Linked DNA regions of Mus musculus: region 1 is linked to region 2. The links are chromatin loops, found by intact Hi-C in ENCODE. Cell type or tissue: gastrocnemius. All regions are shown on one strand.

Region 1 (4,000 bases), 200 kb before region 2:
TCTACCCCCCCTCTTCTTCATCCTCCCTTCTTCCTTTTTCCTCCCTTCTTCCATTTTCCTCCTTTCCCCTGTCTTCTTCCTTCCATTCTTCCTTTTTCTGCTCTCCTCTTCTGTCCTCTTTTCTCCCTCCTTTCCCCTCCCCTTTTCCTTTCTTCTCCCTCCCCTCTCTTCTCCCCTCTCTCCTTTGTTCTTGCTCCTTCCCCAATACTTTTTCCTGTTTTCCTTATCTGTTCTTTTTCACTCCTCCTTGTTTTAAAAATCTTCTTCTTTCCCCTCTTTACTAAGCATCTACAAGGTGTCAACATGGCTCTTGTAGATTCTGAGCCAGCCATAAATATAAACACGTTTTAGTGGATGCTTTCAAATGCCCACAGTGTTCTCAAACATCTTTAGGAAGAGACTTAAAAGCAATTTTAAGGTGGCACAGAGTGTTTGGAGTTATTTATTTATTAATTTTTACAATTTAAAGTAAGTGTGTGTGTGTGTGTGTGTGAGAGAGAGAGAGAGAGAGAGAGAGCCATGAGTGTTTGTGAGTGTGTATATGTGAGAGGATTGGATCATCTGGACCAGGATGAGGTGGGTGCTAGAAACTAACTCAGATCATCTGCAAAAGCAGCAAGCACTCTGAACTGTGGCTCCATCTCTCCAGCCTGGGCACATTGTTTTGACTTAGAGCCTTGCCTGTACTCTTCCTGTTTAGAGTACAGGCCTGGAAAGACTCAAGACACTTGGGTTAGTAGAGGCACAGGAAGTTATGGGGTGCAGTAGCCAGAGAGTCCATTTTTCTTTGTATCTGTCCTGAGCCTTGGTGTCCGCAGGATAGGTTGAAGAGGGCTAGGTGACATCTGCACACAGTGGCTCACATTCTAGAAGAGCATCCCAGAGCTTGAGAACCCAAGTGTGAGCGTGAGATGTCAGCCATGTCTCCGATCGGGGAAATGTCAGTACTCAGGCCTCTCAGGCTTCCTGTAGGTGCAAACAACCTTGACGCTCAAAAAGAAGGAAGACCAAAGTGTGGTCCTTCTTAGAAGGGAGAACAAAATATCCATGGGAGGAGATACAGAGACAAAGTGTGGAGCAGAGACTGAAGGAACGAACCATCCAGAGACTGCCTCACCTGGGGATCCATCCCATATACAGTTACCAAACCCAGACACTATTGTGGATGCCAACAAGTGCTTGCTGATAGGAGCCTGATATCTTCTGAGGGGCTCTACTAGTGTTTGATAAATACAAAGGTAGATGCTCTCAACCAACCATTTGACTGGCACAGGGTCCCCAATGAAGGAACTAGAGAAAGGACCCAAAGCGCTGAAGGGATTTGCAGCCCCATAGGAAAAACAACAACATTAACCAACCATTACCCTCAGAGCTCCCAAGGACTAAACCACCAACCAAAGAGTATGCATGGCTGCAGACACATAAGTAGCAGAGGATGGCCATCAATGGTCATCAATGGGAGGAGAGACCCTTGGTCCTGTGCAGGCTCTATGCCCCAGTGTAGGTGAATGCCAGGGCCAGGAAGTGGGAATGGGTGGGTTGGTGAGCAGGGGGAGGGGGAAGGGGATAGGGGTTGTTTGGAGAGGAAATGAGGAAAGGGGATAACATTTGAAATGTAAATAAAGAAAATATCTAATTAAAAAAAAATCCCCTGCTGGACCTAAAGCAAGAGTCAAGGCAAGCACACTGTCCTGCCCCAGTCCTCAGTGGAGACGCTGCCCACCCAGCCATCCTTCCTCACATGCCTACTACTTCTAACTTTCTTCTCCATGGTTCCTTGACCCACTCTGGCAGGGAGTGCATGGCTTAGCATGGGCGTTGTCCTGGGCCCCACGTTTGAATCTACTTATGAAAGGCTGTGGTTGGTGGACCATTGCCCATGGCTCTACAGAGCTTGCAGTTCTGCTTTTGAGCATCCCTGGCTCCAGGTATCATTTAAAATGTGTTCTGGGCTTCAACAACAGCGACAGGGAAGGAAACAAATGGACAGACTGACAAAGAGGAATGTTAGACAGCGGGAGCTCACAGAGCCCAAAACCTTTGCTTTCTTTTTACAGGACAAGTTTGCCAATTCTTAGCCAGAAAAGGACTGAGTCATGTTGTGGCAGGGAAAAGTAACTGTATATCTTAGCAGCCAAAAGTCCCTGAGGTTAGTGCTGGAGGGCGGAGGGAACAGGCCTCCTTTTCATTATTAAATTGTAAGAATTACCTTTGTTCATCCATTTTGTGTGTTTGTAGGGCCCGGGTGTGCATCTGCTATATATACGTGTGGAAGTCCGAGGGAGTTAGTTTTAGGATTCCAGTCTGTGTGTCCTGGGGACCTAACTCTTACCCTCTGGCTTGCCAGCAAGTGTCTTTAACCCACACAGCCACCACACAGGTCCCTACCTTTTCCTTAACAAGGACTCCTGCATCCTTTTTTGGCAAGCAGGCTGACCCAGTGACCTAGAAAATGCACGGCTCTTAGGGCACCAAATGTCACACGCTCGCCGCGTAAGAACACATCTTCACGAGTTTGACTAAAAAAAGAAAAATACAAGCAAGACCCTGAGAACCAGAGTTCCAATTATTTCAATGCACCCGGGGCCTCAGCTCAGCCTCTTCCAGCTGAGTGCAGCCACAGGCTCTGTCGGGATGCAGAGGATGTTCTCAGGTCTGGGGAATGAGTCCCAGTGCCAGGAAAACCCTGCTACAATGTCTGTGCATGCACAGAGCTGGCTCCCAGGCTCTCGCAGATGTCCTCCGTGTCCTCCAGCATCCGAGTGAGCAGAAGAGCCTCTCTTTTGGGGTTTTCATAGAGGTCCTGTGCCCTTAGATTCTGCAGTCTCTGATTTTTTTAATCCCTTGTTAATAAAAGATACAAGCGTTTTCTCAAATGCTTCCTACCCACTTGAGGCAAAAAATACTCAAAAATACTGAGTACTTGGAAAATAATTTGAGGATGTTGAGACAGACTTTCAAGGGGCTGTGAGGTAATTTTGTTTTTCTAAGTTTTTTCTACGGCTGCTTCTAAACCTTGGCCTCACGGTGTGGACAGTACTTTAGTAACAGAGAACTTGACCTGACTGCGTCTTACTTGAAATCAAGAATTTTGCTCAACGATGTAAATATGTAAATGTTTGCCACCCCAAGTGAACGGGCAGTTTTTAATCAGAGGCTCTTGCCATTCTTGACATGGACTGGGGGTGGAGAGGTTAAGATCTTGTTATGAGGTACAGTTCAGCCTTAAATTAACAATTCTCCTGCCTCAGCCTGTAGAATCCTGGGGTTATAGGTATGTCTCACCGTGCCTGGCTTAGAAATAACTTTTAAAAAGAGATTTATTTGTTTATTTTATTTTATTTTTATTTTACTTTATGTGCATTTTGCCTGTCTGTATATATGTACATCACATGTATGCTTGATACCCACAGAGGTGCAAAGAGAGCATGGACTCCCCAGGAACTGGAGTTACAGGTGATTCTGAGCCTCCAGTGCTCTTAACTGCTGAGCCCCTCTCCAGTCCCTCACATTCTCCCCCAGACTTTGTGGGGTTTTGCTGTTGTCTAGGTTATTTCCAAGATGATTAGGAAGGATAATGACTCCTCTAGGGACGGGCTCAAGGTCCAAGTACATGCAACGGACTTGAGAGTTGTGACTTCATTGGCCAAGGGAGGGGTCCTGACGTTTTGTTCTCAAAAGCTCCTCAGATTGCTGTCACCTGCCACTGGGTGCCTGCCGGAGGCTTGAACTAGCACCCCTCATTCTTAGGCAGCACCGGCAGGAGTAACTTCACACTCCGTACAAACCCCCTTACAGTCCATTTCATTGGGTAGCCCTTTCCTGGAGGGGTCTCCATGACTTATGCCACTGGTTTACATTCAATTCAAACTAAAGCCCTCCTTTAAAAAGAAGGCTTGCAGTGTGGTGGGGGAAGGCATGACAGGAGCCTCAGGCAGCTGGACATGTGACAGACACCCACAGCCAGGAAGCTGAGTATGATAAATGCTACATATTAATT
Region 2 (4,000 bases):
TCTCTGAATGTTCTCTGATATTCTCAGCAAGAATGTAAATGACATTCCATCTGTCTGATCCTAAAGATTTGCGTGCAACCATGTTTGCACACGGTCACAGCATGACAGCGAAACAAACACACAGATCCCACGTGTGGGTTGTATTTTGGATTACCGTGGGTGGTAAATTTAAACCAAACGGGAAGAAAGTCAAAATCAACCCTTGGCATTTCTTGCCTTGATTATGCAGACATGCCAGGGCAAGAAAAACAAATGAGTAATTTATTTCACACAGTCCCCAGAAGGATTTGCTCACTGCATTGGCTCCTGGTGTCTTCTGTGTGAAACTGAACAAGCTTTAAAAGCCTCTCTAAGGGTTACAGTGAGGGTTGGGAGGACCAGCTGCCATGTTCAAAGTGAGGAGACAAAGTGTTCATTTCCACAAAGGCCAAAACGTGGTACACATTCATCTAGGGCTCCAGTTCCAAAGGAGCCAACACTTCCAGCCTCCTGGGCATCGCGCCGCATGCGCATGGTGCACGGTGCACTTGCATAAATGCAAACAAAACAAATAACTTTTTAAAGTACCACCTCATCTTCAATTATGAACTCTTACGTTTTTCTTCATTTTCACATTTACCAAGCTAGTGCCTAACATTTTACCTAGCCAAAATCTCTCAGTTCCCTGAGTAGCTGGAACTGCAATGCAAGGTTGTAGCAATGTGTGCTGGATAGTGATGTAGCAATTGCAACAGCCAGACAAATGCTGAGTTAATTTCGACGATAAGGTGACTGACTATTCAGAAACAGGAGGCATTTTCAGAAAATAAATTAAAAAGTGACCTAAGTGAGTGGGGAGGAAAACCTTAATTTTAATAACATTTTTTAAAACGCACTTGCAATCTCATAGAGGAAAGAAAGGGAAGACAACACTTTCATGAGGACACACATGGGTTAGCATGTGATTTTGATACTGATGAAACATCTGAACAGAACAAACACGAATGATCGTAACATCCAGCACCCATCCTCTTCCCCCTGAACACTGCCCTATGGCCTCTGGACCAAAGCTGGTTGGGAGAGTCCACAACATGCGTAAAGAGGAGGGCTTGACGCTTTTTGAAGCATTAGAGGAAGGATGCTCATTCTGAGGACAGAAGCAAGGTGTTAAATGATGTGCCCTGACCATAATCCCCAGAGGAGCCATCCCAACTCCACATGTGTGGGAGAAGACAGGTAAGCAAACCAGAGGGACAGAATGTCAGAGGCTTCCTCCTGGGCTTGAGAAATGAGCCACGCTGGCTTCTCCCAATCACTCAGGTCAGGAAACAGTTCATCAATGCCATCGAGAGAGAAGAGCCATCTATAAACATTCCATCTCCTTCCCTTCTGCGACTCTATGCTGATGGGCTTCTTGTCGCTATGATAGAATATCTGAGAGAGTCAACTTAGAAATGGGAGGGTTCTGTGTCAGTCGTGGTTTTGGAAGTTTGTGGCCACGGTTGATTTTCACTGTTGCTCTTGGCTCTGACAGGAGGCAGCCATGATGTTGGGATCACATGGTATGGTGAAGCTGCCACCTCATGGCAGCCAGGAAGCAATAAGAGAATGAAGATGTATTCCACTGTCCCTTCAAGGACAAAACTCTAGTGACATAAAATCTCCCATTAGGCCCCACCTCTTCAAGGCTCTATAGCTCCCCCACATCTATGAGGTAGAGGGTCAGCCTTTATTTAGAATTTCTGAGAACTCACCTGAACCACAGCAGCCTTGTAAGCTAATCTCATACAAGAGTGCTTTTTCTGGGAAGAACGCTATAACTGATGCTCCACGTGCTCTCTTGGGGACCTTTGCCTTCTTGTGACAAAAACTTAACCAAAGAAACAGCTTTCTAGAAATAGCCTTCTAGGCTTTAGAGTGACACTGGTAGAAGTCACTTTTGAACATAAAGGCTTTGGGGACACCCTGAAGTCACGTCTCAGAGGCAGCCCGAGTCTGAAATTAAGGTTTGTCAAAACTCACTAGATCAGCATACCACCTCCTCATCCTCCCAGCCCACGCTGGGCCAGTGATTGAGGTCTTCGACCTGATTAAATGTCCTCGTTTTCTAGGTTCCCATCTGCTTGGATTTTACAGCTGACATCATTTCCAGCAGCTCCTAATAAACACCACCCAGGGCGGGAGAGATGGCTCAGCAGGTAAGGGCACTGACTGCTCTTCCAGAGGTCCTGAGTTCAAATCCCAGCAACCACATGGTGGTTCACAAGCATCTGTAATGGAATCAGATGCCCTCTTCTGGTGTGTTTCAAGACAGTTATAGTACTCATATACATAAAATAAACAAATAAACCTTTTAAAAAATAAATAAGTATCACCCATGGATAACTAAGAGAACAGGCTGACCAGGGGATAGGGAAAGTGACCAAGAACAACCTCGTGCGTGGACCATGCCAGCCCACAACAACCCCTTCCTCCATCAGTGCCTGACCAACCCAGTATGGAGTGACTCAGTCCTTCCAGCAAGTGAGCACCATTATCCAGATTCAGGTCATAGTAAGCTTAAACCTGGGCTAGGAACATGACAACATGCCCTATTTCTGGTGTCACTGTAAAGGTCTAGTGACTTTACTCTCTAAGTATGAAGCAAAGCCACACAGTGAAAGTGGTTTCTGGAGTTGCAGGCTGGTTTCCAGGCTCTGGGTGAGGAAGGAGCATTCTGACACCATGAAGCTTAACAGAGGTCCTTATTTACATACTTATTTAAATATGAATTTATTTAGGGCACCAGAGATCAACCGTAGGGCTCTGCCCCTGAATTACATTTACAGCTTCTTCTTTTTATTTGCAGACATGTTCTTACTAAGTTGCCTGGGATGGCTTTGACCTCATTCTATAGCTCAAGTGGGCCTTTATCTTCCCACTCTCCTACCTCAGCCTCCCAAGTAACTGGGGCTCTAGGCCTGATCTGCTCAGGCTCCTTTTGAATGCCCAACAAACAGCTGAAGCACACAGCCTTTTTTTTTTTAATAGTTTTCTAGCCATTTCTTAAGGGGAAGACCCTAGTGCAGCTTTGAGGGCTGTCTGACCCAGAAGCTCTGTCTCTTAAGAAACAGACAAACTCAAATGTCAATGCTGCATGCAGTCTTATGAAGGGTTATGGGGGAGGGGGAGACAGGGAGGACCCTGATAAGCTGCTTCTCATCTCCAGGGGCACACAAAATGAGGAAGTAAGCCTAGGCCACAGCTGAAGGGACTTGGGGTTAAATTAGAAGAATTCCCTGTCTGCAACCTGCCTCATCTCCCCCATCCTGGGCTGTCTTTGAATGGAGACGAATGGGAAGGTGCTTCATCATAAAGCCTCAGCCGAGACTTGTCAGCTAGGGCTCCAGCGATTCTGTGTTATGGCAAAATCATGCCAGTAGCTCATGCCAGGAGACTTTGTCTAGACTTGAGAAGATTCTGCCAGGTACTAAATAGCAAGATGCTGTTCTGCTGATCTTGCAGGTAGCCACCCCTTGCCACACTTCTGGGTCTCAGCTGCCACAGGAGGTCTACTTGCTCTTTAGGAATGGACTTTGTACTCAGATTGACTCCTTACTTTGGTCTAGTCCCAAACCCCAAGGCTTTTCCAAGAGGACTCCAGGAGGGTTATGTGCTTCAAAAGTCAAAGTGCAGATCCTGGGAGCCAGTTTGGTTCAAGATCTAATTATTGAGCCATCACTAATCAAGACAAATTCTAGATTCTGGAACCTCTACAATGACTGTCTTTAGTGGGGTCTTCAGCTTTCAAAACAGACCCCAAAACTTCTCCACTTAATACTCAACCATAAAACCATGCCAGGGCTAAGTCCTTAGGATGAGCTTGGCCAAAGTCTACAGTGTATCCATTCTATAGGCCGCAGGCCTTAGCTGCTGGCTTTTCCCCTACCTGCCTTGGTATCCATCATTAACAGACACTGCTAAAGAGAAGAACACCTGATAAACACATCATCCCAGGATTCTCCAACCCAAATGCCTACTA

Evidence for each region. A loop is a pair of places that touch in the nucleus more often than their neighbours do. Peaks named below come from ENCODE experiments on the same cell type or tissue, not always from the same donor. Only the 100,000 strongest peaks of a DNase experiment are listed, where the experiment ranks them.
Region 1: it touches region 2 in a loop (2.5-fold over the local background); 2 of 42 quality-filtered maps call a loop at or near these places.

What each region holds. Positions count from the first base shown.
Region 1 is chr17:7,605,603-7,609,602 of GRCm38, forward strand. No RefSeq gene overlaps it. Among named protein-coding and RNA genes, the nearest start is that of Gm33158, 30 kb to the right of the region's middle. In gastrocnemius, no CTCF peak of the experiment used is centred here; no DNase peak of the experiment used is centred here; H3K27ac peaks cover 2,180 bases.
Region 2 is chr17:7,805,076-7,809,075 of GRCm38, forward strand. All of the region lies in intron 1 of Fndc1 (fibronectin type III domain containing 1), which reads right to left. It overlaps Gm52281 (a long non-coding RNA gene), which reads left to right. Exons shown (of 3, transcript XR_003952218.1): 2 at 2,091-2,177. Among named protein-coding and RNA genes, the nearest start is that of Gm52281, 4.7 kb to the left of the region's middle. In gastrocnemius, no CTCF peak of the experiment used is centred here; no DNase peak of the experiment used is centred here; H3K27ac peaks cover 1,058 bases.